Regions from separate parts of the Homo sapiens genome. Here region 2 is linked to region 1. A link is a loop called in an ENCODE intact Hi-C map of the cell type or tissue named here. Cell type or tissue: right lobe of liver. All regions are shown on one strand. Links, peaks and the distances in the headings refer to the core of each region. The heading gives the core; the rest is flanking DNA. Region 1 overlaps LOC105372112 (a long non-coding RNA gene). Region 2 overlaps LIPG (lipase G, endothelial type).

Region 1 (15,018 bases), core at 3,694-11,693:
TACACTGTCTACAGAAAGTAGAGTACAGGTTACCAGGGACTGGAGTGAGAAGGAAATGGGAGCTATTGTTTAATAACTTCTGTTTAGGATAATGAAAAAGTTCCAGAGTTTCTGTTTGGGATCATAAAAAGTTCTAGAGTTTCTGTTGGGATCGTGAAAAAGTTCGAGAGTTTCTGTTTGGGATCATGAAAAAGTCCTAGAGTTTCTGTTTGGGATCATGAAAAAGTTCTAGAGTTTCTGTTTGGGATCATGAAAAAGAAGTTCTAGAAATGGATAGTGGTGACAGTTGCACAACAATGTGAGTGTGGTATTTAATGCCACTGAATTGTACACTTAAAAATGGTTAAAAGGGTAAATTTTATGTTATATATATTTTAACACAAAAAAATTAAATCAAAAAAGTGTTCAAATTAAAAATAAAATCTAACATAGAAAAAAAGACCTAGCACAAACTGTGGGTCACAGTAGGCTTATGTTGTAAGCTTAACTTCACCTCTGCTCTTTCCTTCTGCCTCTCTCTACCCCAGTGTAATATAGAGGACTAATTAAAAGAAAATATTCAGAATTGAAGTAATGCTGAGATACTTCTAACCCAGGATACTGGCAAAAAATAATGTGTGATGATACCCTTTGCTCAAAAATATGTAGGAATAGGACACTTTCATATATTCTATTGAAAAGAAGAATCGGTCAGCCTATTTGGAAAGCAATTGAACAATACTTTATAAAAATATATTTATTAAAATTAAAAATAAGTACACTAAGGCCAGGCACGGTGTCTCACATCTGTAATCCCAGCACTTTGGGAGGCCGAGGCGGGTGGATCACAAGGTCAGGAGATTGAGACCATCCTGGCTAACATGGTGAAACCCTGTCTCCACTAAAAATACAAAAAATTAGCTGGGCGTGGTGGCGGGCGCCTGTAGTCCCAGCTACTCAGGAGGCTGAGGCAGGAAAATGATGTGAACCCAGGAGGCGGAGCTTACAGTAACTCAAGATCGCGCCACTACACTGCAGCCTGGGCGACAGAGCGAGACTCCGTCTCAAAAAAAAAAAAAAAAAATACACTAAAAAATATCTGGTATTAGAGAAAGCATAGACATATATATTAATGGAAAAAATTAGAAAGTCCAGAAATAGACCCAAACAAATATGGTCAGTTGATTTTTTACAAAGGTATGAAGTCATCTCAATGAGAAAAGATGATCCTTTTAGCCAATGTTGTCAAACAATTGGATGTCCATATGCAAATGAATTAACCTCAACCCATGCAGCCTACCTTATTCAAAAATTCACTTTAAAAATGAATCATATGCCAAAGTATAAAATCAAAAACTATAAACCTAAAATTATAAAACACAGAGGAAAACATACAAGAAAATCTCCATGACTTTGTGTTAGGCAAATATTTCTCAGGTGCTGTATCAAAACTATGATCCAGAGAAGACAAAAATTGTTGTTAGACTTTACTAAAAACTTTTTAAAAGCACACTTAAGAGGATGAAAAAAAAAACAGGCTACACACTGGAAAATAATATTTGCAAACACATAAATAACTTGTATCCAGGTTACATAAAGAATTCTCAAATAAGAAAACAAGCAGTTGAATAAAGAAAAAAGGTAAAAGGTTTGAAAAGAATCTTTGAGAAAGAGAAGAAACATAGATGGCAATTAAGCACAGGAAAAGATGTTTGATGACACTTGTCATTAGGGAAATTCAAATTAAATCCACAATGAGATACCAGTAAACACTAGGATGGCTAAAATCAAAATAACAACACCACGTGCTATCAAGGACACAGAACAACATGTACTGCTGGTGGGAATTCAAAGTGGTACAGCCATAGAAAACAGGTGGCAGTTCCTTGTAAAATTAAATATATACTTAGCATACAACCCCGCAATCCTATTTCTAGAAATTTAACCAAGAGAAATGAAACCATACATCCACATAAATAAACTTTACATGAATGTTTATAGCAGTTTTATTTTAAGTGTCAAAAAATGGAAACAACACAAGTGTCTCTCAACTGAGGAATGGATAAATAATCCATTAGTACATCCATAGAGTAAAATACTAGTCAGAATAAAAGGAAACAAATCACTGATATTTGCAACAATGTGAATCGTTTTATAAATGAATGATATGGATGAATTTTGTTATGAATGAATGAGTCTTGTTGTGGATGGATCTTATCATGCTAAGTGAAAGAAGCCAGACTCAAAAGTCTACTCTGTGATTCCATTTCTATGACAATCTAGAAAAGGCAAAACTATAGAAACAGATCAGTGGTTTCAAGGGTGGGAGATGGAGAAGAAATTGACTACAAAAAAAAAAAAAAGTAACTTTCTGAGGTTATGGACCTGTTCTGTATCTTGATTATGGTGTTGGTTATGATCTGTATGTGTCTGTGCAAACTTGCAGAAATCTACATGAACATGGGTTAATTTTACTGTACCTAAATCGTACCTTCATGCATTCCCTTTAATCAGAAATCATGTATGGGAATCTATTCCATAGCATTAAAAAGCACCAATTGCCTGGGCATGGTGGCTCACGCCTGTAATCCCAGCACTTTGGGAGGCCGAGGCTGGTGGATCACTTGAGGTCAGGAGTTTGAGACCAGCCTGGCCAACATGGTGAAACCCCTTCTCTACTAAAAATACAAAAATTAGCTGGGTGTGGTGGTGGGCGCCATAATCCCAGCTACTCGGGAGGCTGAGGCAGGAGAATTGCTTGAACCCAGGAGGCAGATATTGCAGTGAGCCGAGATTGCTCCATTACACTCCAGCCTGGGCAACAAGAGCGAAACTCCATCTCAAAAAAAAAAAAAAAAAAAAAAAAAATCAACACAGAAGCATTGTTTATATTGCATAAAACAGAAACCAGTCTGATGGCCTATCAATAGAAACCTGTTTAATAAATGGTGGTGTAGCCATTTCAAGGAATAGTATTTAGCCATTTAAAAAGGCATACTATTTATGCCAGTTAACCTGGAGGGATTTTAATATGACATTGTTATGCAAGAATAGCAAGATACAGAAAGTCTATATAGAATGATGTTATTTAAAAAAAAATACACCACCATGAGTTAACCTATAGATGAGTTTGTATGATTGTGTGCACATGTATGAAGAAAGGTGTAGTGGGATGGGCACTAGTCTGTTAACATTGATGACTTGAGTTGGGGAGCTGGGAATAGAGAGTCAAGGTGAGTTTGAAAGAAAGGCGGGAGGGAATGGAGGGAGGTCAGGCTCAAAGGATGAAGGAAGGAAGAATGCCTAGAACTAGCCTGAGATTAGCTGTGACTACAGACCTCTCCTTCGCTGTGTTCTCTCCCCTTATTGCTGAGACTTTTTATCAATATCTCAGTCCCACCAGGAGAGGAAGAGAAAGGGATTTCAAAACTTCTCCCAAGGACCTGCAGCCTTCCTACCGCACAAGGGGCTGGGACTGGCATCACTCAGTTCTGCATCCCAGCCAGGATGTAGAAGGAAGCGTGTCTCTTTGCTGTGGGCTGTCTTCCCCCACTCCAGGACAAGGCGAACATCGTGGGGCTGGTGGGAGAGGACCACAGGCAGGAAGAGTTTGGGGAGGAGAGGCAGCTATGAGTAGAGCTGATGTCTTCTTGAGGACAGGAAGCAGTGAGGGCTGCCGAGGCAAAAGCCTCGCTTTCAAAGAAGCTGGAGCAGAGCCGGAGTCATTCTCTGATGAGCTCTGGACACAAGAGTCAGCCAACAAGCCCTGACACTCCCTTACCGTGCACTTAGCTCTGCACGAGTTGCTAAGGAGGAAATATGAGAAAATAGGTCTCATCCACCAGGGAATGGATCTCACAGGATTTACACTTTCATTCGCGGGACAAGAGTATTGCATTTAAAAAGTAAAGAGCACTCAAAGAGTGTTTATTAATACAAATGGAGCTCAGAAGAGAGGGGCCAGGCACAGGAATTTTTGAACTAGTGCCCATGCCCCTCTTTTGTCTTTGCCCTTGCCTTCCCCAGCTCTCACAGGTGGTGGCTTCAATTTCCTTGCCTGGGAGAATTTTGCAGCGGGGTGTCTGAACTTTCCAAAGTTGAGGAGAACGGGACTTGAGGAGTGGGATGTTCCTAGACTAAAATCAGTAATTAGGGAGTGGCCTGTGGGTCCCCAAATCAATAGAAACTTACAACCTGCTCCCCGAAAGCACCTCACACTGAGAGGCTCTCAGAAGGAATGGCTTTTATGGCACAGCAGGGAGGCTGGACCTTGGGCACTGGGCTCACCACAGAAGCCCGTAACTCAAAGGTGACCAGCAAGACACAGCACAGTAGATCCACAGAGGCCACACCTGCCAGGCAGGGGCATCCTCCACTGTGACCAGTAAGGACCCATGGCAAGAGGGGCTGGGAGCCTTTAGCCAACCCAGTGGGGGACCAGAGGGTGACCAAAGAAAGACCTGGGTTGAATTTCTGGACAGCCCAGTATGATGGGGATGTGAAGTCAGCATTGAGCCATTTTACAGAAAAGGAAGAACTATGGTATTGCTTGGGTACTCCAGTTGGTGAACTGAGCATCTTTGCAGTCTTCCGGTCCCAAGAGATCTGGAGGTGGGGATTATGGATGAGGTGGGGTTCAGTCTGACCTTGGGGACAATAACCAGGACTGGGGACAAAAGTAGGGACTAGAGTACAGAATGAGCAAATGTGATCGCCCAGGGGAGCAGGGAGCATGTGACAGGGACAGTGAAGAAACAGGCTTGGCTGGAGCCCAGGGTCCAAATCAGGGAGCAGAAAGAAAGCTACTTTCAATGTCTGTCTTCCTTATCATCAGAACACATCTATCACAGAACACTTGCATGCACAAGAGGTCCGGCTGCCTGTGAGGTCGTAGAGGAGTGAAATGCATGGCTGTGCCTTCCGTGAGCTCATGAGGTGGTTAAGATGATACACGCACATGCAAACAAGCACACCTAAGGCAGAGTGCTGCAGGAAGGACAGAGATCATTCGTGTGCGAGTGTTGATCCAGCCAGGGCTTCTTGAGAGTCTTCTTCACACCATACCAACCACTGCAGATGCAGAGGTGATTAATACAAGGCACCACCCTGGAGAAACGCCCAGAAATCACTCCCAGTGGAGGCAGGTTTCCTAGAACTGGTCCTAGAATGTGTGGCGGGATTTGGTGGGCATCCAGGGAGAAAGCGAGTGCTCCCCCACCTTCGGTACTAACGGCACATGGGGTCAAAGGCCTGGGGAACATCCTAGGTGAGTCAGGGGTGAGGTGGGCAGAGAGGGGGCCAGTCTGAGCAGAAGATCCAAGGGAGAGGAAAGGCAGAAGGGGCTGGAGAGGACAGTTGGGAGGAGATGACAAAATGTCCTGGATGGCACCCGAAGGCCTCTGGGCTTTACGCTGTGGGCCCCTGGAGCTACTGAGGATTTCTGATCTGCAGTGGGGCCTAAATGTGCCCCCACAAAAGCTCCTAACACTTCCAAGGTGAGTGGCAAATGGGACTGGGTGGGGCTGGAGTTTCCACGTGGGGAACGTGTCCCAGCAAATATCATATGTAGCCTGGTTATCTAGTGGCCATCTCTGAGTAGCCTCCCAGACATCCTGCCAGCCATGGACACCAGTGAGAGCCTGAGGACTCTGAGTCCTGAGGGAGCCCACTGTCCTCTGCAATAGGCTGATTTCAGGCATTCCTTTCTCCTTCCAGTCAGACAAGAAAAGATAACAGAGGGTCCCCATCACGGCAGCTTCTGTCCCCATTGTCACCTGAAAAGGGGAGAGTGATGAACCCCTGGGGCCCACAATAAATCTAAGTGCACTCCATGAGTCCCAGGATTACTCAGATGGAGTCTGGGCCAGCTAGGCCTGGTTGACCATCAACTTAACTGCAGGATGCACAAAATGTATCTTCAGGTGCCTCAGGTAAGGAAGGGTGTGGGGGTGTGTGTGTGTGTGTGTGTGTGTGTACCCACAAGGCTCCTGGTCACAGGGTGTTGGGTAATCCAGTCCTGATGCCCAGCCCCACAGCAGCTAAAAGATTGCAACAGGCATTGCCTTTGGATATGCCAGCAAGCAAACTCTCTGCAAGCAGGTCATTGTCCCCATGAACTCTGATGTCATGAACAAATTGCACCACATACTCCCTCTTCTCACAGAAAGTCCTATACAGCTGAAAGAAACCAAACACCAAAAGCAGCCTAGACTTTAGGCTGTGCAGCCATTCTCACCAACACTTAGGTACCCAATAAATGTGTGTTGATTTAATGGTAAAGGGGTAACAAAAAGACCCACCCCAGGGAGTTCTGTAGGACATGCCAGGGCAGAGGAGCTTTCCACACCTTACCTTGGGATGGTGGTAATGGTGGTAGAGGTACTGGTGTTGATGGGAAGAGACAGAAGTTGTGGATTTGCTAAATCAGAATTTGCAGGTTTGGGTTTGCTTTTTTAGGAGCAAAAATTAAAAATTTTAAAAAGCATAGGTTTGCTTTCTTGATGAGAATGAATGGATGAATAAAATAAAGTAGGAAAGAATTTCCAGGCCATTAACAATTAGGCATTAATATTTTCAAAAGCATCCCAGGTGAAGTCAAAGACTGAGAACCAACTGCCCCAAGGGAAGAGTCTCAAAGAGGAGCTTGTTTTCAAACCGAATTACATGCCTGGAATCAATCGATCAACCATTTCTGTAGAACCCACCCTTGAGCCACCACTGCACCCCAGATTCCTGCCTCTTTCTATGGGCTCCATTCCACATCACCCCCTTAAGTGCCCTGCTGCCCATTTGACTGCCAATCCCTTAGCACTTTCTTCCAGCCTCAGGTGTGAAAAACCTACGATCACTACCCACTGTCTAGACCCCACCACCTCCCACCCTGCATGCTTTGGGATCCTCCCCTGACTGCAAGAGGTAAGAAGAGTTTTTCGTTTTGTGTTTGTTTCCCAAGCATACAGGCAGCCAGAAGTAGGGAAAATAGGAGCATATTCAACATGCGACTGCCAGGTGCAAGGGCGAGCACCCGTTGGACCGCCGGCTGAGTACAGCCCTGCCAGGGCACCCTGCACTTGGAATCCTAAAATGCAAATTTCCCCTGTGGCAGCCCTGGCCTCTCCTGCAGGGGGCAGCCACTCTGGAAGGAAAGATGAGATTTAAATTGGTAATCAAGCACTGTACCAAATTGGACTTTGACCTTGTTCAGAATTCCACTGGTCCATGTTCCCTGACCCCCCTGCCCCCTGCTTCTGCCCAATTGTTCCCTTGAGTAGCTGCCTGCCATCCGAGGCAGTCAGGCGGGCTGTCGCCAGCTGCTCCTCCCTGGCTGCCTTCCACCTGGCCAGCTCAGAAAGCAGTGGAAATCAAGAAGCTTTGCCTTTCCAGCTTCTCTTGCTACTTCTGGGCCGGAACCAAGACAAGAGTGGTTTGGATGGGGCCTCGGCCCCGCCTGGGCCTGCTCATAGGGCATGGGAAGAGGGGAGTGCAGCCTCAGCACGTCCGTCACTCTCAGTGCATTCTTGGTTACCAGAGCAATTCCCAGACAAGGCTTGGAATGGCCAGCATGGCCCACCGGCCTGCTGCATCCAGGGCAGCAGCACAGAACCCACACTGATTTCTTCAAGCTCCCTCCACTGCCCCAGAATGCCCTCTGCTCTCACTGCAAAACACCGAGGTTTTGCTCATTTCTTGTGTCTGGAAGGTCTTCCATGTTCTCATCTACATGTCTAAATCCTACCCTTTCTTCCAGGGCTGGGAAACCGCTTGCTTCCTAGAGAGCACCTACCCTCTCCTATAGCCCCACCATTCTTCTCTTACCTCCTCAATCCATGATTCAAATCAAGTATCTGGGGCATTTAATCTTATTTGCCTTGTCCCATTGTTTCAAGTCTCATCTTCCCAACAAGATGGTAAGCTCCCAGGGACTGTGTATTACCTAGATTGGCACTGAGTAGGCCTACTAGGAATTAATGAATGAAAGAATAAATGAATGAGTAAACAGAGTGCTTTGGTCATTGAAATGCTTCCTTTATAAGCCCAGGAATTCTTCCCACCAAGAGAGCTAGCTCTTCTTTGCGTTGGCTTTCCTGGAGACCAAGCCTCTGGTGGAAACTGCCTTCAGTGCCTCCCAGGAAGCCAGGAAATGTCTCACCAGGAGTAACCAGTTAGCCAAGCAGCTGGACTTCTGCCAGTGTGCAGGGCACTAGTGAGTGCAGGGTGCATCTCCTGCCCTCTTTGATCTAACTGGGATGATAGAATGTGCTCACATGAAGCTTTGGTTTCCTGTCAACCTGCAAAGTCATGGCCATGATATGTAAATGCTGAGAGCAACAGGGTATAAGAGGGGCCTGAGCCAGGCCGTCTTAATCAGAGAGCACTCGAAGGACATAGCAAAGAGAGCTGTTGAGTGGAGGCAAGGAAGAAGCCCTCTCCTTCCTCCTCCCCAGCTAGATTCCTTCCCTGTCTACTTCCTCCACTCAGGTCAGCAAGATTCAAAGGATAGGGCCAGGACCAGGGATAAGATTGAGGATGGTCTGGAGGATGGCTGATTGACTCAGGGCATTAATCTAGGGGGCCAGGACCAGGGATTGGCCACATCAGAATGCAGGGTAGCCCCCACGTGTTCACTATTGATCCAAAAGGGGAAACAAAGAGAAAGAGGCTCAAAAAGCCAACCGAGGATGGGTGCAGTGGCTCATGCATAATCCCAGCACTTTGGAGGGCTGAGGTGGAAGAATCACTTGAGGCCATGAGTTAAAGACCAGCCTGGGCAACATAGTGAAACTCCATCTCCACAAAAATCAAAATTAGTCAGGTATGGTGGCACACACCTGTCGTTCTAGCTACTCGGGAGGCTGAGGTGGGAAGATCACTTGAGCCTAGGAAGTCGAGGTTGCAGTGAGCCATGACCATGCCATTGCACTTCAACCTGGCAACAGAGCAAGACCTTGTCTCAAAGAGAGAGCGAGCGAGAAAGTGAGAGAGTGAGTGCACGAGAAAGAGTTACAACACCAAAAGTACAATCTATTTTTTAAAATTGATTAATTGGACTTTATAAAAAATAAAAATAAAAGTCAGCAGGATAGAAGAATAGACAGGCAGGAAAGAAGATGTGGAAAGACAAGTGAGGTGTGAGCTGTTGCATTTTTGACACAGGGAGCCGGGGCTGGTAGGGCTGTTACTGACCTCTGTGCACATGACTTCCTTCTTCAATCTCGGAAGGAAGTCAGGAGCCAGGGGCCACGCTGGGGGCAACCCAGGCAAGGCGCATGCTCTGCAATGCCCCCTTTGTGCCATTACACACCTCTGTCCTCCCTGTGGCAAGGGCAGGAAGCCCTTCAGGTGACAAGAGGCCCATGCTTGTCTTCTGAGGCAAAGGAGAGGGGACTTGGAGCACAGAACATCAAGGGAAGAGGAGTGGGCAGGGACTGGCCTAGAGGCAAGCATGTGGAGTGGGCAAGGCGTGCCTGTGGGCCTGGAGAAACAGGGTTGAGGAGGCTTTCTGGGGCACCCCTAGGGACAAAAGGCCCCCGAGTTTTTCCTCAACAGTAAATCCCCCAAGGCACGGTGTGGGCCCTTCCACCCTGGCTCAGAGCCCTTCCCACTGTGTAAGCAGCGTCATCTGTCATCAGTGACTGAGCTGAGTGCCAGTTCTGCTCCTTTTATTACCCATGCATTCCCAGGAAGGGGCAAGGACCCGAAGCAGAAAGCAGCCCCTGTGGGCTGGCACTGTGGGCACACCTCACAGCTAACGCGGCACCTTTCTTTCCAGAGGATTTTTTTTTGGGGGGGGGGACAGAGTCTTGCTCTGTCACCCAGGCAGGAGTGCAATGGCATAATCTTGGCTCACTGCAACCTCCGCCTCCCAGGTTCAAACGATTCTCCTGCTTCAGCCTTCCAAGTAGCTGGGATTACAGGAATGCGATACCATGCCTGGCTAATTTTTGTATTTTTAGTAGAGATACGATTTCACCATATTGGTCAAGCTGATCTCGATCTCCTGACCTTGTGATCCAACTGCCTCAGCCTCCCAAAGTGCTGGGATTACAGGCGTGAGCCACCATGCCCAGCATTTCCGGAGGAATTTTATACAACCCCCTGTAAGACCACCTATCAATGGCAAAACTGTTGGTCCACAGAGCACGTGTCCAGGCCAGAGACAGCCCCACCTCTGGGGTGCACCTTTTCCTTTCATTTCCAAATGTCCCCCAAGGCCATGGAAGGGCTCTGCTCCCTCCAACAAAGGAACAGCATCCCAAAGCCCGGTGCACACACAGATGAACTTCCTCTCCTATGCAGCCTGAGACGTGGAAATGAGGAAAGCAGTGATTCTCAAAACTGGCAGGGAAGGGCTGTGGGAGAGTTTCATTCATTGTAGGGAGGGTGGATCTGAGAACTGTACACTCTTGAGCATGCACACACGTACGGGCACACACACAGAGCGTAGCGTGGCAGCTGAGAAGCAGTGGAGAAGCACAGAGAGGGAACAGAATGGGGGCCAATTTGGAAGTTGATGTATCCACCGCCGATCACTTCATGCTGGGTTAGAGCTGTGGTTCCTGTACCTGGCTATGTGGCAGAATCACCTGGTGAGTTCAGTAAACATGCAGATTCTCAGGCCACACTACAGTCCTACCAAGACACAACCACATGGGTAGGGAAATGTGTGTGTGTGTGTGTGTGTGTGTGTGTGTGTGTGTGTGTGTGTGTTTCACAAGCTCCCCTGGGAATCGGATGCCGTGTTTCCCTATTCCGAGTTCAGAATTGCTGGATTTAGGTGAGGTTGCAGGCAAATCCGCAATGCTCTTGTTCAGGCCACGGGCCGCCCTCTAAGGACACACTCTGGGCCCAGAACACAGACTGGGCAAACTAGATTCACTCCCAGAGAAGCATCGTGCAGCCTGAATTCCTGCTGTCACGCTCTTGGCCACACTAGCTGGTCACCTTTGGCCCAGATGAATCAACTTTCGCTATTCCATAGGACCTCTCTTCTAGCACTTTGTTGTTTATTTTCACAAGATCAAATATTATGGATATTTAATGATGGAAATCTGAATGCTATTCTCATTCCTGTTTAATGTGTTTGCCCATGAACCTCACCTGCCAGAGGTAATGTGGAAATCCGTCACCCACTGGCTCATTCAAGACAAGCCTGGGGTCATTAAACCATGACCTTATTTTCTTTGGAGCTTCTATTTGCCTAAATTCTTCTACCTTCTGCTGCAAAGGGATTTGAAGAGTGAGGCTTAGACCAGTACCCCTGGGCACAACAGCTGCGCAGAATGAGACAGTGCCTTTGTTTCTCTGTTTTTTTCTACTTAAGCTAAGACACAGTCACAGAAGAAAGAGGATAGCATCTGTGTGGGCTGGAGCCCAGTCCTTGTGATTTACCACTGAGGTCTCGCTCAGGAACAACCCTGGGTCTGAGTCACACGTGGCAGGGCCTTTAAGAGGAGAAAAAATAATTCCTGAAATGAACAAGTTTACATTTTGGCCAGGGAGGCCATGCCTCCCTGAGAGGGAAGCACTCCCTCTCACCCACAAGGTCAGGACTGGTCGATGATGGAAATCGGTGAGAGAGGTTGTGAAGCTGGAGAACATGGAAACGAAGGTTGGGGCCATCCCAAAGTGGGTAGTCAGACAGGAAACTTTATGCTGGGTCTCTAAAGGGCTAAACCCGAGCGGAAAGGTGGAACAAGAAAATATCTGTCCCACAAAGTGAGAAGATTACTTGTCTCAAACTTGGTGCTGAGTCAAGGGGAAACTGTCTTCCCTGAGAATGTGTAGGGAAGGAAGGATGGGCAGAAGGAGGTCAGAAAACTGATACCTACTGAGTGCCCTTTATATGACAGGCACTCACACCACACTACCATAGTTAACCTCACAGATTCTCCCCATTTTTACAGAATAAGAAGCTAAGACAAGAGAGCAGAGGCTTATGGCGTGAGATTGCAGATCCCAAGGTCACTGGCATCATCTAAAGTGAAGAGCTCTGCTCAGACTCTGACTTCTGCTGTCATCCAATGCCCAGAAATGGCCTCCATGTACACCCCTGGAACACGCCTTCTTTCCATTCATCTGGGGCATACTTTGTACTCAGAGACACCCACACCATCGAGACCTTTTGCTCTCACAGTGGGACAGAGTAACAAACCCTACACGGCCTGTCCAGCAGTTTCTGTGTTGCTGCTGTCAGGAACACAGATGTATCTGAGGCCAAGTCCGTATTCTCCGTTAGCTTTTTTTTTTTTTTTTTTTTGAGATGGAGTCTCACACTGTCACCAGGTTGGAGTGCAGTGGCGTGATCTCGGCTCACTGCAACCTCTGCCTCCCGGGTTCAAGCGATTCTCCCGCCTCAGCCTCCCAAGTAGCTGGGACTACAGGCGCATGCCACCACGCCCAGCTAATTTTTGTATTTTTAGTAGAGGCAGGATTCCACCATGTTGACCAGGGTGTTCTCAATCTCTTGACCTCATGATCTGCCCACTTCAGCCTCCCAAAGTGCTGGGATTACAGGCATGAGCCACCGTGCCCAGCCTCTGTTAGCTTTCCTTGTTATCCACGATTCCGCTTTCCATGGTTTCTAAGATCCTCCCATTGAGTACCTGAGGTCCACCGTGGTCTAAAAATATTAAGTGGAAAATTTCAGAAATAATCCAAAAGTTTTAAATTTCTCGCCCTCTGAGTAGTGTGATGAAATCTCACACCATCCTGCTTCATCCCACCTGGAACATGAATCATCTCTTGTCCGGCATAGGCTGCCCCCTGTTTTAGTCACTTAGCATCAGGCTCAGATTGTCTGGGTAGCAGTCAGATCTTATCATATCACTGTGTCAGTATGAAGTATCAGTGCTTGTGTTCAAGTAACCCTTCTTTTTACTTAATAATGGCCGGAAAGTGCAAGAGTAATGATGCTGGCATATTAATTGTTCTATTTTATTATTTATTGTTATTAATCTCTTGCTGTGTCTAATTTATAAAGTAAACTTTACCATAGGAATGCATGTATAGGGCTGGGCACGGTGGCTAACACCTATAATCTTATCACTTTGGGAGGCAAAGGTGGGAGGATCACTTGAGGTCAGGAGTTTGAGCCCAGCCTGGCCAATATGGTGAAACCCCTTCTCCATTAAAAATACAAAGTTAGCCAGGCATGGTGGCAGGCACCTGTAATTCCAGCTACTTGGGAGGCTGAGGCACAAGAATCCCTTGAACCCGGGAGGTGGAGGTTGCAGTGAGATTGTGAGATCATGCCACTGCACTCCAGCCTGAGCGACGGAGCAAGACTCTGTCTGGAAAAAAAAAAAAAAAAAAAAGGAATGCATGTATAGGAAAAAAATCATATATAGGGTGTGGTACTAACCACAGTTTCAGGCATCTACCGAAAGTCTTGGAATGTGGATCCCCCTGAGGATAAGGGGGGACGGCTATAGTCACAAAGTTAAAGAATCTCAGTGCTGAAGGGGATCCCAGTAAAGCTCATCTGGTCCAAGCTTCTGTTTTCTCCGGGGGAACTGAGGTTCTGAGAGAGGATGGAGTCCCAGCATAACCTGACAATGCAGAAGTCAGGACTAGATGCCAAGGAGTGCATTCCAGGCAAGAAGGTTGTGAGAGTGAGTGTGCATACGTGTGTGTCACACACACTGAAGTTGGGGGAAGGTCAGGGGCCAGAGCAGGGGTGCTGTGGCTGCAGACAAGTTTAAAATAGGGAAGGGCCTGGGAGAGCACCAGGTCCCTGAGTGAGTTGTTCAGAATGGGTCCATCACGTTTGCAGGGAGCTTCTAAACACATTTGGCCTGAGGCGTGGCATGAAGAGGTCTTATAACTGTGTGAAGGAACATTGTGCAGAAGAAAAAGATGCGAAGGAAACCTCCTAAAAGCCAAGCCTTGGGACAGAGGTCTCTAACTGGAGACATCAATTAGGAGACGCGATCCAGGTTAGAGCCAGAGGGGATGCATTACCAAGTTCCACTAGGAAAAGGTAACTGGGATCAGAGAAGAACATGGGGGGAAAGGTGGAAGGAGCAAGAACGCATTAGTAAAGGAGAGGCCTTACAAATGATGTAAGGGCTAAAAAAGAATACAAACATAAAAAATAAATAGAAAGGTAGAGGCCACAAGCCAACCTTCCAAGGAGTCATCCCAACTGTTCAAAACCAGGAACAGCAAGGAGCCATAGAGAAGCCAAGAAGCCATTCCGCAGCCTGTGGTCACAGCCACCAGAGCAGCCTGAAGGCCCACGTGGCACTGCAGCTTCCAAGCTCCCGGCTGGGGGTGAGGTCAGTTTAGCCTATGTCACTGCTACAGCCTCTCGCCTCCTTTCTCCCCAGCCTGCCAGGTCCTCTAGGGTCTGTTTCCCTGAAGCTTTGTGCTAGGAGATGGGGAGCATGGCGTCCACCCTCATGAGGGCTACAGAGCCCCGCCCGGCGGTGGCAACATTCACACACCCAGCCCTTCCTTAAAAACCCTCCCTCCTTGCCCAGCCCTCCCCTCAGTCACCACTTCTTGTCAGGGGACTTCAGCTGTTAAATCAACTCTCTGATGAGGTGCCCGACCCAGATCTAATCTCAGGAAAAGGTCAAGATGATTTTCCTGTTTGGGTTCAGCCCCAAGGGCATTCTTGGAGAGGAATCTGCCAGCATCCTGCCTTGACAACCGTTCATTATTACAAAGTCGCAAACATGAATAAAACATGTTCATTTCTAAAAGAGAAAACCTGCTCCGTCTCATGCCTCTCTCCTCCCTCCCCCATTTCTCTCTCTCAATCTCTCTCTCTCTCTCCTTTCCAAACCTGCTCTCAGAGGATGGGGAAGAAATCATGGGTTCCAAGGAGCGTCCTGTACTCATCAGTCACCACACAGAGACAAGCACACACTTCAGTCACAGACTCCTTCTGGCTTGAGCTGCTCATTGAGGCACAGGAAAGGGAGAGGGGGGCACACTAAGTCTCACCCACTCAGTTTAGGTGTCTGGAGACAGCTGGGTTGAGCTCAGGAAAGATGTCCAGTTAGGAATGAGGGATTGGTGGTGGTTTGTATATTA
Region 2 (15,018 bases), core at 2,967-10,966, 54 kb after region 1:
CAAGATAGAAATTTAAGATATTGATATTGTGATCATGGACTGATAGCCACATCACAAAAGGGGTCCACACTGTTTATTTTGTAAAGATTCCCTTTCCTAGGACATGCACAGTGTAATCTGATTTGCAACGATTTGATTGGATTGTGCTGGCCACTTCTCCTGGGCTAGGATGTGCCCTGCTCTGCAGCATGGTATTAAGAAGGAGGTATTAAGGGCCTTCCTCAGGGACACTCCAGGGACTGAAGGTTACCTCTGAAAGGCATGCCTGCCCGGGTTTTTAGGTACATTTTGCTGTTCCTCTTGTTCCTCATTTTCTTGGCATTGTAGCCAATGCTATTACAACGGTTCTTGCGGCAGCTCAGACAGATCCCCTTTTTGAAGCGATTGGAGTCAGTGCACTGGAAGGCAAAACTCGGCTTGTCCTGATTCACCAGAGAGTCAACAAAGAGGTGGACGGCTCGCTCATGCTCACATTTTACCACCTCTGTGATTGCTGGGGGTGGGAGAGATAAAAAGCATGCAGGATGAGCCCTTCTTGATGATTAGACACTCAAATAATAAATACTGTACTCCTCAACAGTGATAGCTGTTTATTGTTGCTGTTAGTATTTTCATGTAATTCTTTTGCTTGTTTATTTGTGTTGAGACAAGGTCTCACTCTTGCCCAGGTTAGAGTGCAGTGGGACAATCACGACCCCCCGCTCACAGCAGCCTCAACTTCCGAGATTCAGGTGATCCTCTCACCTCAGCCTCCCCAGTATCTGGGACGACAGGCACATGACCACCACACCTGGCTAATTTTTGTAGTTTTTGTAGATACAGGGTTTCACCACATTGCCCAGGCTGGTCTTGAACTCCTGGGTTCAAGCAATCTTCCCACCTTCGCCTCCTAAAGTGCTGGGATTACAGATGTGAGCCGCTGCACCCGACCTGTGTAATGCTTCATTAATGTCCAGCAAGGTGCTAGGTTCCCATTAAGATGTAGAGGAATTTAAGGCCATTCATGCTGCCTAACTGTTCACTCTCTTGATGGGAAGACAGCACGAATACACACAAAGCAATAAAGAGCAAGAACGCCCATATAATAAGTGCTAAGTAGGGTGATGCAGACCAGCTGTGCAGCAGGAGTCACTACCTCCTAATAGGGCTATACAGCCACAGAATGCTGCAAATGGATCAGATCCTAAACATCATCTCACGCAGGGCTCAGCAAAATATGGCTTGCAGGTTTGCTACCTCTTTTTTTTTTCTTTGCTTTGTTTTGTTTTTGTTTTATAGACAGTGTCTCATTATGTTGCCTGGGCTGGCCTCAAACTCCTGGGCTCAAGTGATCCTCACCTGGGCCCAAGCAGTCCTCCTGCCTCAGCCTCCCAAATAGGTGGGACTACAGGTGCACCACACCATGCCTGCTGGCCACCTGTTTTTGTAAATAAAGTTTTATTGGAACAGTCACCCTCATTTGTTTATATATTGTCATGGCTACTTTCATGCTACATCAGCAGAGTTGGAACAGAGGCAATACGGCCCACAAAACCTAAAACATTTACTAGCTGATGCTTTAAGAAGATGTTTGACAACCTCATTCTAGTCTAATCCCTTCAATTAAAGATTATGACCCAAAGGTCCATAGGGGTGAGGTAATCTGCTCAGGGTCATAGAGACAGTTGGTTACAAAGTTAGGCATACAATTTGGATTTTCTGGCCCAAATAATTTCTGGGATCTTACAAAAAATTTGGCATAACCAACCCCAACCCTGCCTCATTGGCACCAGCAGCCTTAAGAAATGCTATCATCCAGCCGGGCAGTGGCTCACACCTGTAATCCCAGCACTTTGGGAGGCCAAGGTGGGTGGATCACCTGAGGACAGGAGTTTGAGACCAGCCTGGCCAAAATGGAGAAACTCCACCTCTACTAAAAATACAAAAAATTAACTGTACATGGTGGTAAGCACCTGTAGTCCCTGCTACTTGGGAGGCTGAAGCAGGAGAATCACTTGAACCTGGAAGTGGAGGTTGCGGTGAGCAGAGATCACACCATTGCACTCCAGCCTGGGGAACAAGAGTGAAACTCCATCAAAAGTAAAGTAAAGAAAAGAAAAGAAAAGAAAAGAAAAGAAAAGAAAAGAAAAGAAAAGAAAAGAAAGGAAAGGAAAGGAAAGGAAAGAAAGGCCATCATCCTATATTCTGAGGAGGGAGTAAAATCCCCTTGCATGGACCTCCAAACCCTGCAGAGCTACTTGGATTAAACCGGGAGAGGGAAAGACTGAGCATCAGGGCAGGACATGTGGAGGGCACAGCATCAGAGTGGAGAGAGCTGCCTGGGGTCAAGACAGGAAATGCTGTCAGCAGCCAAGGCAGTAAAAGGATAAGAAACCCCCCCAAAATTGGTCACTGCCCTACACCTCAGTTTTAGCAGCAAATTCAGTTCAGCCCAAATCTGCTGAGAATAAGCTCAAGCATTCAGAAGATAAATTTTGGAGCCAGGTATGGTGGTTTGCGCCTGTAATCTCAGGCTGAGGCAGGAGGATCATTTGTTTCCAACCTGGGAAACATAGTGAGGAAGAAGGAGAAGAAGAAGAAAAATGTTAAGTGAATGGAAAAAACTTAAGTGAAATGGTTTTGCTTCTTTAAAATGTTACCAAAAATTAAAATAGAGTGTATCCGGTGAGCCCTCTCCCTCTCCCTCTCCCTCTCCCTCTCCCTCTCCCTCTCCCTCTCCCTCTCCCTCTCCCTCTCCCTCTCCCTCTCCCTCTCCCTCTCCCTCTCCCTCTCCCTCTCCCTCTCCCTCTCCCTCTCCCTCTCCCTCTCCCTCTCCCTCTCCCTCTCCCTCTCCCTCTCCCTCTCCCTCTCCCTCTCCCTCTCCCTCTCCCTCTCCCTCTCCCTCTCCCTCTCCCTCTCCCTCTCCCCACGGTCTCCCTCTCATGTGGAGCCGAAGCTGGACTGTACTGCTGCCATCTCGGCTCACTGCAACCTCCCTGCCTGATTCTCCTGCCTCAGCCTGCCGAGTGCCTGCGATTGCAGGCACGCGCCACCACGCCTGACTGGTTTTGGTGGAGACGGGGTTTCGCTGTGTTGGCCGGGCCGGTCTCCAGCCCCTAACCGCGAGTGATCCGCCAGCCTTGGCCTCCCGAGGTGCCGGGATTGCAGACGGAGTCTCCTTCACTCAGTGCTCAATGGTGCCCAGGCTGGAGTGCAGTGGCGTGATCTCGGCTCACTACAACCTACACCTCCCAGCCGCCTGCCTTGGCCTCCCAAAGTGCCGAGATTGCAGCCTCTGCCCGGCCGCCACCCCATCTGGGAAGTGAGGAGTGTCTCCGCCTGGCCGCCCATCGTCTGGGATGTGAGGAGCCCCTCTGCCTGGCTGCCCAGTCTGGAAAGTGAGGAGCGTCTCCGCCCGGCCGCCATCCCATCTAGGAAGTGAGGAGCGCCTCTTCCCAGCCGCCATCACATCTAGGAAGTGAGGAGCGTCTCTGCCCGGCCGCCCATCGTCTGAGATGTGGGGAGCGCCTCTGCCCCGCCGCCCCATCTGGGATGTGAGGAGCGCCTCTGCCCGGCCGAGACCCCGTCTGGGAGGTGAGGAGCGTCTCTGCCCGGCTGCCCCGTCTGAGAAGTGAGGAGACCCTCTGCCTGGCAACCACCCCGTCTGAGAAGTGAGGAGCCCCTCCGCCCGGCAGCCGCCCCGTCTGAGAAGTGAGGAGCCTCTCCGCCCGGCAGCCACCCCATCTGGGAGGTGAGGAGCGTCTCCGCCCAGCAGCCACCCCGTCCGGGAGGGAGGTGGGGGGGGGTCAGCCCCCCGCCCGGCCAGCCGCCCCATCCGGGAGGGAGGTGGGGGGCCAGCCCCCCCGCCCGGCCAGCCGTGCCATCCGGGAGGGAGGTGGGGGGGTCAGCCCCCCGCCTGGCCAGCCGTGCCGTCCGGGAGGGAGGTGGGGGGGTCAGCCCCCTGCCCGGCCAGCCGCCCCGTCCAGGAGGTGAGGGGCGCCTCTGCCCGCCCACCCCTACTGGGAAGTGAGGAGCCCCTCAGCCCGGCCAGCCACCCCGTCTGGGAGGGAGATGGGGGGGTCAGCCCCCCCACCCGGCCAGCCGCCCCGTCCGGGAGGGAGGTGGGGGGGTCAGCCCCCCGCCTGGCCAGCCGCCCCATCCGGGAGGGAGGTGGGGGGGTCAGCCCCCCCGCCCGGCCAGCCGTGCCATCCGGGAGGGAGGTTGGGGGGTCAGCCCCCCGCCTGGCCAGCCGTGCCGTCCGGGAGGGAGGTGGGGGGGTCAGCCCCCTGCCCGGCCAGCCGCCCCGTCCGGGAGGTGAGGGGTGCCTCTGCCCGGCCGCCCCTACTGGGAAGTGAGGAGCCCCTCTGCCCGGCCACCACCCCGTCTGGGAGGTGTGCCCAGCAGCTCATTGAGAACGGGCCAGGATGACAATGGCGGCTTTGTGGAATAGAAAGGCGGGAAAGGTGGGGAAAAGATTGAGAAATCGGATGGTTGCCGTGTCTGTGTAGAAAGAAGTAGACATGGGAGACTTTTCATTTTGTTCTGCACTAAGAAAGATTCTTCTGCCTTGGGATCCTGTTGATCTGTGACCTTACCCCCAACCCTGTGCTCTCTGAAACATGTGCTGTGTCCACTCAGGGTTAAATGGATTAAGGGCGGTGCAAGATGTGCTTTGTTAAACAGATGCTTGAAGGCAGCATGCTCGTTAAGAGTCATCACCAATCCCTAATCTCAAGTAATCAGGGACACAAACACTGCGGAAGGCCACAGGGTCCTCTGCCTAGGAAAACCAGAGACCTTTGTTCACTTGTTTATCTGCTGACCTTCCCTCCACTATTGTCCCATGACCCTGCCAAATCCCCCTCTGTGAGAAACACCCAAGAATTATCAATAAAAAAAAAATAAATAAATAAAAAATAAAATAAAATAGAGTGTATCCATGCTATGGAATATTACACAGCCTGTAAAAATAATGTTAGTAAATCTGTGTGCTCTGATATTTAAGAATATCCATAACAGCAAGATGCAGTGGCACATGTCTGTAGTCTCAGCTATTTGGGAGGCTGAGGCAGGGGGATAGCTTGAGCCCAGGAGTTCAAGGCTGTAGTAAGCTGTGAATAGCCACTGCACTCCAGCTTGGGCAACATAGCAAGCTTCTGGCTGGGTGCAGTGGCTCACACCTGTAATCCCAGCACTTTGGGAGGCCGAGGCAGATGGATCACCTGAGGTCAGGAGTTTGAGACCAGCCTGGCTAACATGGTGAAACCCCATCTCTACTAAAAATACAAAAAATTAGCCGGGGATGGCATGGTGGTGGGGGCCTGTAATCCCAGCTACTGGGGCTGAGACAGGAGAATTGCTTGAATCTGGGAGGCAGAAGTTGTAGTGAGCTGAGATCGCACTACTGAACTCCAGCCTGGGCAACAACAGCAAAACTCCGTCTCAAAAAAAAAAAAAAAAAAAAAAAAAAAGCAAGATTCTGTCTTTTAAAAAAAGAAAAGAAAAAGAATATCCATAATATATTATTACAGGAAAAAAAAGAAAGTTGAAAAAAATTAAAATAAAAATAAAGTTGCAGAACAATGTGATTTGGGGGAAAAATATGCATGCAAATAATTTGCAAAGAAAAAAGACTAGAAGGATACACACAAAAGCATTCATACTGGCTACATCTGAAGAGTGGAAGTAGGGGTGGGAGTGGGAGCGCACTTTTGCTTTATTCAAGTCTATAATGCTTGATTTCTTGTTCAACAAATGTGTGTATTCCTTTTGTCATAAAAAGAAATTAATCAGCCGGGTGCGGTGGCTCACACCTGTAATCTCAGCACTTTGGGAGGCCGAGGCAGGTGGATTACTTGAGGTCAAGAGTTTAAAACCAGCCTGGCCAACATGGTGAAAACCCATCTCTACTAAAGATACAAAATTAGCCAGGCATGGTGGCACGTGCCTGTAGTCCCAGCTACTCAGGAGGCTGAGTCAGGAGAATCGCTTGAACCAGGGAGGTGGAGGTTGCAGTGAGCCGAGATTGCACCATTGCACTCTAACCTGGGCAACAAGAGCAAAACTCCCTCTCAAAAAAAAAAAAAAGAAAGAAAAAGAAAAGAAAAGAAATTAATCAATAACAACTGTGACCTTAAAGCGTGAGAAAGCAAAGCAGGAACCACTGGGTTGGTTAGTCTTGGGGAACAATGAGAAATATTAAATACAGCATTGGAGGCCTCTGTGGTGGGAGGTGAGAATAATGAATAAATAGTGCCTGCAGTGCTAAAGGCTCTGGCTGATTTAGAAGGAGATGGAATAAACTGAGTCAAACACAAAGCAGAAAAGAGGGAACTCACTTCCATATGCAATTGATCCCAAGACATCGTTGAGTCCACAGCCTGGCTGGAAGTCACCCCCATTGGGGTAGATGTCAATGTGGCCCACAGGCATCTGAATACCAATGCTCAAGCCGAAGGAACGCGTGTAGGTGTGGAGGACATCCACAAAATCTGCATCGTCCGGAGAGAGCCTCTTGTGGATGTCGGCCCCTTCAAACATGGGCCCGGCAGGATCCAAACCTGCAGCAGAAGGAGGCCCCAAAACAGCTGTGGTGTCAGGTGCACCTGGTCAGTGAGTCCTGATTACAAGTTAAGTCTGAGTGTGCAGAATGAAGATGACTTCTGAGACCAGCTGGGAGAATCAAGACATGGAAAGCATGGAAGAAAATAAGAAACCCATTTCCATATGCAGTTGACCCCAAGACATCATTGCAGAAATTAAATCCTACTGTTATGGAATTTATACTTTCTTCTGAAGCCTTCATGTATCCCGTCACCTCAGCCAAACCCCGTCAACTAGCCACAAGTTTCGCTGCCACACAGCTCCAAGGAACTGCTCCTGTTAAAACTGAAGCAGTTCTAGAAAGAACTCAGACTGCCTGAAACTAAGCCATTTGTCCCATTCATTCTGCCACTGAGCATCTTTCATGTCCTTAATTGTAGCAGAATTTTTACAGAATAACTAAGCTGCCTACATCCTTCTGGAAGGAGAATCCAGTCTCCCCAAACGGAGCTATTTGTATCTGAATTTATTCTTCTTCCTTTAATCAGGCCCAGGGGTGGAATGGTGAGAGAGAAGAGGACACCCAATACACTGAGAATCCATACATCAGGCCTCCAGAATTCCTCTATTTTGCAGCCACCGTGAGAAAACCTTTCCGCCTCCAAACATTTTGTGTTGAGCAGGCAAGCAGCACTGTTGAGAGCACTGGTTCTCATATTTGAAATTGGGAGCTTGTTAAATTTAAATTCCACCATACAGCTACAAAAAAATCTGGAAGGACACACAAGCAACTAGTTACCTGTATGCGTGTGCGTTGGGGGAGAGAGTGGGTAAGGGAAACGGACAGGTAGCAGAGCAGTAAGAGAGACTTTCACCATCTTTTGATTTGAAAACTGCATTAATGTAAAACCATTCCAAAAGAGAACTTGCAAAGTATAAAATGCAGATTCCCAAGTGCCTGAACTCCTAGTGGGTAGATATGAATTATGGCACATAGAAATAGATATTTATTCCCCGGATGATCCTAAAAGTAGGTATTCTGTGGGCCAAATATTGAAAAACTTCCCTGTGTTTCATTATCATTTATAAAATGGAACCTGAATTTATACCTTAATTCAAAGTCCACGTGAGATCTTAAGAGACTGAGTGCCTGTCAGTATTAGCTACTATTACCAAGCCCAAGTGATTATGGGAACCAGATTTATCCCAACCAGAACAGCTCTTTGCCCCACAGACACACAGGAAGGACCTGGAGAAAGTTAAGGGATGAAATGTGCCAGGAAGGAAGGGCCGCTGGAACAGTGGTTCACCACTACAAGTGGCTTTGCCCCCCAGGGGACATCTGGAAATTCCTGGAGACCTTTTTATTGCCCCCATTCTGATGGAGAGAGTTGCTAGCATCTAGCAGGGCCAGGCCAGGAATACAGCTAAACATTCTACAGTGCACAAGTCAATCCCAACACACACACACCCCACACCAAAACCTTACCTGGCCCCAAATGTCAATATTGCCTAGGCTGAGAAAACCTGGCCTCGAAACACCAAGGCTGGGAGGAGATGTGACCAACAAGAGTCCTGAAAGGAGGACATGGTTAACGACCGTGTTCACCAGACCACAGCACATTAGAACCAGGGAGCCTATCAGGAGACTTGAGATGGTAGTTTCAGGATAAACAAGAGGCAGAGCTACCGTCTAGAGTGGACGGTCAACTTGCAGAACTCATTACTCATATGAGAACTGGTAGAGGCTGAAACGCTAAATAGTTTCCAAAAATTTAGATAACTTTTTTTTCTTTTTTTTTTTTTGAGTTGGAATCTTGCTCTGTCACCCAGGCTGGAGTGCAGTGGCACGATCTCGGCTCACTGCAGCCTCCGCCTCCTGGGTTCAAGCGATTCTCCTGCCTCAGCCTCCTGAGTAGCTGGGATTACAGGCATAAGCCACTGCACCCAGCCAAATTTAGATAACTTTATGTGCAACCAAGACAGAAAGGGAGCCCAGGCTGCTTGAGAGTTTATCCCTAGCCCAGGACCCAAAAGAAAGATGGCACAAAAGCAGTGTGCTCCCAGAACAGCCCACGACAACCCATTTCAGAGGCCGCAAGGACCGCAGTACTGACACAGCGGCCTCTCCCTGCCTCTCACCATGTCCCCTGGAGGAAAGAGAAAGAGAGCAACATTCTGCTTTGCAATCAATACAAGAGAGAGGCTCTTTACTTGGTGTGAACAAAGGTCCCCACCAGACGGTCAGTGCCATGGAAACCAGGCTGTGCTGGAGGAATGCAGGCAGCTGATGGGGTTTCACAGGCTGGCTGGCAGGCAAGGCTGGGCCTTCACCTACCCAGCCAGAGCCTGCCTGCCCTGCTCTGACTGTCCCTGACACATATCTGTGGCCCACAGATTCAGGGGTACAGTGGCACATTTAACTTTTTTAACTAGGGATGAATGACAGGGAGAACTGCCTCCTTAAATAAAGAGGAGATAGAGAACCTCCGCCGCTTCTTCCATTCAGTCATAGACTCCTCCAAAGTTGCTTTGTCCAGCAAATGGAGCACACACACATGCACACATGTAAAACTTCCAGGGCTGTGCATTCTGGCCCGGCAGGGCAGGGCCTGCTGTAGTTCAACGGCTACTTTTTTTTTTTTTTTTTTTTTTAAGACAGGGTCTCACTCTGTTGCCCAGGCTGGAGTGCAGTGGCCCAGTCTCGGCTCTCTGCAACCTCCACCTCCTGGGCTCAGGTGATTCTCCCACCTCAGCATCCCGAGTAGCTAGGATTACAGGCATGCACTACCATGCCTGGCTACTTTATCTCTGTCCACAGAAGAGAGGCAGCATGGCACAGCAGTGAGGTGCATGGGATCTGGAATCTGACAGCATGGGTTTGAGTCCCAGCTCTGCTACTTATAGGGCCCAGGATATTGGGCCCTTTACTTAATCACTGAGTCCTAGTTTCCCCCTCCGTAGAATGTTCAGGGTTGCTATGTGGTTCAGAGATAGCATAGAGTAGCTGTCATATATGAGGTGTTTTTTGTTTGTTTGTTTTTTATTTTTTATTTTTTATTTTTGAGACAGAGTCTCACTCTTGTCACCCAGCCTGGAGTGCAGTGGCGCAATCTCAGCCCACTGCAACCTCCGCATCCTGGGTTCAAGAGATTCTCCTGCTTCAGCCTCCTGAGTAGCTGGGATTACAGGCACCCACCACCATGCCCGGCTAATTTTTGTACTTTTAGTAGACATGGGGTTTCATCATGTTGGCCAGGCTGGTCTTGAACTCCTGACCTCAGGTGATCCACCCACCTCGGCCTCCCAAAGTGCTGGGGTTACAGGCGTGAGCCACTGCGCCCGGCCACGCCCGGCCACACATGAGGTATTTGACATTAGCTAGCATCTAGCCTGCACATATGGACACATTTCTTGAATAAATTCATCTGCTTGCTTACCTGATTATAGCAAACAAGGCACAGGTTCAACTATAAATATATGACCTCTTTCCTAGTATCACAGGCTTCTCTCAGAAGCCTAAGAAAGTAAAACTCTAGCAAACCCCCATCCACACCCTCTGGTCCAAGCAAGATTGGGGTTCAGATATACCCTTGCAAGGCCCAGGCTAAGGACTGCCTGGTGGCCTTAGCATAGTGGCATCACTGGACGCAGGACCCCATGCAAGTCTCAATCTGTCCTCTTACCAGTTGCGATCACCTTGTCCACAGGTCCATGAGAAGTCTACCAAGGGGAAAGGAGAGGACGCAGCCTCCCCCATCAGACATACACAACAGCGTGTGTCAGGGGTGCTGCTTGGCAACTGGACAGAGGCCAGGCCCCTTCTCTACAGAGAAAGGCCAGAGGGAAGGGACCATGCTCAGGGCATGTGGGCATCATGCTCCATGCAAACATCCCAGAGCACTAATTAGCATTCTGCCTGGCTCTCCTGCCACCCTCAGGAGAAAAGCCCTCACCCCAGCAGATGCCACTCAAACAGGCAGGGGGAAAGAACTGGAAAGTTCCCTCCCTAGCCCCATCTCATTTCAGATTTAGAAATAGAGAAAGGCAAGATGTGCAGTTTGTCATCGTTACTGACATTCTGGGCCTGGACTGTGGTGTGTGCTACAATTTGAACTCAGGTGCCTGGATCTGAAACATCACACCTCTCATTCAGGGGCTAGGAAGAGGCGCTCAGACAATGGAACCCGAGTGGCTTCCAGTCAAACTGCTTTGCACCAGCAAGGGGTTAATGAGCAGTCATGGGTGGCCACACAATCATAGCCCGCTTTGGGCAGCTCAAGCCCCACAGTCTTGGAAATCAAAAATAAAGCTCTCAAGCTGGGATGAATCAAGTCATTGGATCAACAGGCATGTGTGTGCATGCATGCTCATGTGTGTGCACGCACATACTAGACTCAAGCCCAGGGACAGGATTCAGGAGAGCCAGGAAAACTTCACAAATATTCTTTTTAAAATTCTACCATATCAGCTTGTCACTGAAATCTGAAATTCTACCTTTACCAAATCGTTATTTAGCTAAGGACTCTCTTCTACCTGAGTTTTGTTTTGTTTTTTGAGACGGAGTCTTGCTCTGTCACCCAGGCTGGAGTGCAGTGGCACAATCTCGGCTCACTGCAACCTCTACCTCCTTGGTTCAAGCGATTCTCCTGCCTCAGCCTCCCAAGTAGCTGGGATTACAGGCACCCGCCACCACAGCTGGCTAATTTTTGTATTTTTAGTAGAGACAGTGTTTCATCATGTTGGCCAGGCTGGTCTTGAACTCCTGACCTCGTGATCCACCCACCTCGGCCTCCCAAAGTGCTGGGATTATAGGTGTGAGCCACCACACCCAGCCTGAGTTTTGTTTTAAAATGAAAACACTGCAGGGAAAGGAATTGTTCAGATCTATCCTTCTAGGTGATCACCCTTAGAATCTTGGGAGTAAGGGGGAAGCTAGGGGTAATTTTAAATAAAATAATGCTGGAAGAAGGATAGAAGTTCAGGGCAACAAATTTACCATTAATTGTAGCATAGAGGAATCTCTGTGTATATACTTGAGGGGCCCAAAAATGAGAAAGAAAACCTTTTACACTTTTCACAATCATTAAATGATTTAATCCAAACTCTCATGTTAAAAGCTCACTAAGATGCAGTTTTCAACATGGAAAATTCAATTTTCTGTTGACCCCCTGGGGACCAATATCAGAAAGGTTCCTTTTATTACAAAGTTGAACCACCCTTTCCAAATTGGTAGCTCTCATTCATAAATATGCTACCTTAACATGGGAAAGAGGCTATTGGGAGACAAGATAGAAATCAGAGGCAGAATTCAAACTAAAATCTACTATTCATTCTTTTCCCCTGAGTCCTTGGGTGGAGACCTGAAGGGAACACCCAAAAGCTTTGGGGCCAGGGCTCTATCCAGCTTCCGCTCTTGAGTTATTAGCTGTTTGCCCCTGGGCAAGTTGTCTCACCTCTCCGTGTTTGTTTCCTCACCTATTGGACCAGGCCTATGGTTTTCAAACTGTGTTCCCTGGTGCTCTGAGACTCTGAGATGCCTATAGGGAAGGGGAACGCCCACACTGGCAAGGCTAACACAAGCCGCCATATACCCACCCCACTTCACCCACAGCACCCCCCTTTCTGTGTCTCATATACTGCGGGCCTATGCGAGTTCAATTTGGAAAAAAAAAAAAAAGTTTCTTGTGACTAAAAACGCTTGGGAAGTTTTGAATTAGATGCTTTCCAGGTTCCTTCCAAAGCTAACTTTCTATGACTCACTCTGCTGCCTCATTTGGGAGCATTCCGGCTTAGCGCAGCTGAGGGAGCCCTTTAGTGATGGAAGTGGAGCTCACCTGTGATTCGGCCCACCGTTCCTTTCACGAAGTTGCCTGCATACCCGGCCACGTGCGCTCCGAGGCTGTAGCCGATCAAGTGGACATTCCCGAGAGAAAAATCGTCCTTCTCCTATAGAAAGTCACCAAAGTATGTGAGCAGAAGAGCAGGGTCCAGAGCCCCCAGAATCACCAGCAGTTCAACAACTCAGTCACGGAGCAGGAGGAGATGCAGGGGCCGTGGGCACAGAGACTCCCCAGGGCCCCACTGGCTTTGCTGGTGATGCTACATGTGTGGGTCACAGCCAGCTTAGGGGAGGCCAAAAGGACTTGGTGGCACTGCAAATGCCAAGTGTGGGGACAGGGTGGAGGGTATGACTGGAGGCTGCATATGTGGCTGTTCCCTACACATTTCCTGTTCTTTCTGGCAGTATCTAAGAGAGGGGAGGGTGATGGTGAGGAGGTCAAAGCTGCCGTACTCACTGGAGACTGCAGTGCCAACCACAGCCCTCAGCAGAATGCCCTCTGCCTGCCCTCTAAGGCCTGACCTCCACCCAGCCCCAGGAGCTGCCAACCTCCTCCTCACAAGCCCATGTGGGACCCCAGACTTGACGCATTGTCCCCTGTCAGAGCACTCATCTGGGGGGTAAGGAGGTAACCCCATGGCTCGGAAACCAAACTCTATAGAAGAGCTTAGGTAGAGGACAGAGGGACTGCTCGAGAATCCTGACCAGAATTCTGCCAGAATTCATCCCATTCCATGGGAACAAGGAAGGCCAGGCCGGAATTGCCCAGATAATGGTGCCGCTTTGACAGTGTACCCTGCCCTGCCTTCTCCCAGCTAAATCCACTGATCTCAGGCAGATTATTAACCTATTAAAAGTAAATAGGCTGGGTGCGGTGGCTCACGTCTCTAATCCCAGCACTTTGGGAGGCCGAGGCAGGCAGATCACCTGAGGTCAGGAGTTAGAAACTAGTCTGGCCAACATGGTGAAACCCCATCTCTACTAAAAATACAAAAATTAATTGGGCATGGTGGCTCACACCTGTAAAACCAGCTACTTGGGAGTCTAAGGCAGGAGAATTGCTTGAACCCAGGAGGTAGAGGTTGCAGTGAGCCAAGATCATGGCACTGCACTCCAGCCTGGGTGACAGCGAGACTCTGTCTCAAAAAAAAAAGTAAATATAAGACTTCAAGATCTGTTTTCCACACTTCATATTATAAAAGAGGTATCAGGCAGGCTGGGCACGGTGGCTCATGCCTGTAATCCCAGTACTTTGGGAGGCCTAGGCAGGCAGATCATGAGGTCAGGAGATCAAGACCATCCTGGCTAACACAGCGAAATCCCATCTCTACTAAAAATACAAAAAAATTAGCTGGGCATGGTGACACAGGCCTGTAGTTTCAGTTACTCGGGAGGCTGAGGCAGGAGAATCGCTTGAACCTGGGAGGTGGAGGTTGCAGTGAACCAAGATCACACCACTGTACTCCAGCCTGGGCAACAAAACAAGACTCCATCTCAAAGAAAAGAGATATTAGGCTGCATTTTTGAAATAACCCCCTCCCCACCCTCAGCACAGCCATGCTTCAGAGACAAGAGCAGTCTTTGTAGGAATTTCAGATCACAAGCCTGGCCTGGTTCCTGGCCATCCCCAACCAACCTAAGGGCATCTGTTTCTAAGATCAGGAAGAAACAACCCATAAGGCCAATTTTCAGCAAATTAAGTAACAGGAAAAATCCAGAGATCTATCAATAATTAAAAGGCTCTCAAAAAGTCCCAGCTTTCAAGTATTCCAAACAATACTTAATTCAATAAAACTTTTAATCTCAAAGATTTTTATCAGACTCCAGAAGTTCATGGCAACAGATGCATGACCTGCATTTCTTAAGAAGATTGGGTTTGAGATCCTGCTGGTGACAGGAGACTCCCTCTCATCCCCCAGTACCTGCAGCCAGTCGAGCATCCTGGCAATGCTGTGTCCCACCACCCTGGTATTATTGACCGCATCCGTGTAAAGCTGGTGGGCCAGGGGGAGCCAGTCAACCACAACTACATTGGCGTCTTTCTCTCTTGTGTGCAGGGCTGACACGAGTTTGTGCAGCCAGTTTTCAAAGATACCGCTCATCTGCAGAGAAAAGTGGAAGTTGTTTTTTATTCTTGGTTTCAGAAATCCTAAAAAATATGGAATTCCTTTCTATATGACCCTCTTCCCAATTAATTTTTTTTTTTTGACTCAGGGTCTCACTCTGTTGCCCAGGCTGGAGTGCACTGACAACAATCTCAGCTCATGATAGCCTCCAACTCCTGAGCTGAGGTGATCCTCCCACCTCAGCCTCCAGAGTGACTGGGTTACAGGCATATGCCACCATGCCTGGGTAATTTTTAAACTTTTTGCAGCAACAGGGTCTCACTATGTTGCCCAGGCTGGTCTTGAACTCCTGGGCTCAAGCGATCTTCCCACCTAGGCCTTCCAGAGTGCTGGGATTATAGGCGTGAGCCACCATGCCCAGTGCCCCCAGACAATTTTAGAATCTGCACATTGGCTGCTCAGGGACCAAACATTTGCACATGAGCAGGACCAGCACAGGCAGAATCACTACGCAGGTATTTGTCTTCCATTGCTCCTTACATCCCCAGTATTTCCCATCAAAACTTTCCTAGCTAATGTCCTATACTG

The links. Hi-C counts contacts between places; a loop is a spot of excess contacts. Peaks named below come from ENCODE experiments on the same cell type or tissue, not always from the same donor. Only the 100,000 strongest peaks of a DNase experiment are listed, where the experiment ranks them.
Region 2: a loop joins it to region 1, with 2.2 times the contacts of the local background. A loop is called at or near these places in 7 of 110 quality-filtered maps.

What each region holds. Positions count from the first base shown.
Region 1 is chr18:49,621,465-49,636,482 of GRCh38, reverse strand. The region is part of intron 1 of LOC105372112 (a long non-coding RNA gene); the gene reads right to left. Among named protein-coding and RNA genes, the nearest start is that of LIPG, 67 kb to the right of the region's middle. In right lobe of liver, for the core only: a CTCF peak has its summit at 7,087 (motif pointing right); DNase peaks (open chromatin) are centred at 4,742, 6,002, 7,152, 8,162 and 1 weaker place; H3K27ac peaks cover 6,762 bases.
Region 2 is chr18:49,566,890-49,581,907 of GRCh38, reverse strand. It overlaps LIPG (lipase G, endothelial type), which reads right to left. Exons shown (of 10, transcript NM_006033.4): 3 at 14,287-14,466; 4 at 12,360-12,471; 5 at 6,318-6,539; 6 at 251-493. Among named protein-coding and RNA genes, the nearest start is that of LIPG, 12 kb to the right of the region's middle. In right lobe of liver, for the core only: no CTCF peak of the experiment used is centred there; no DNase peak of the experiment used is centred there.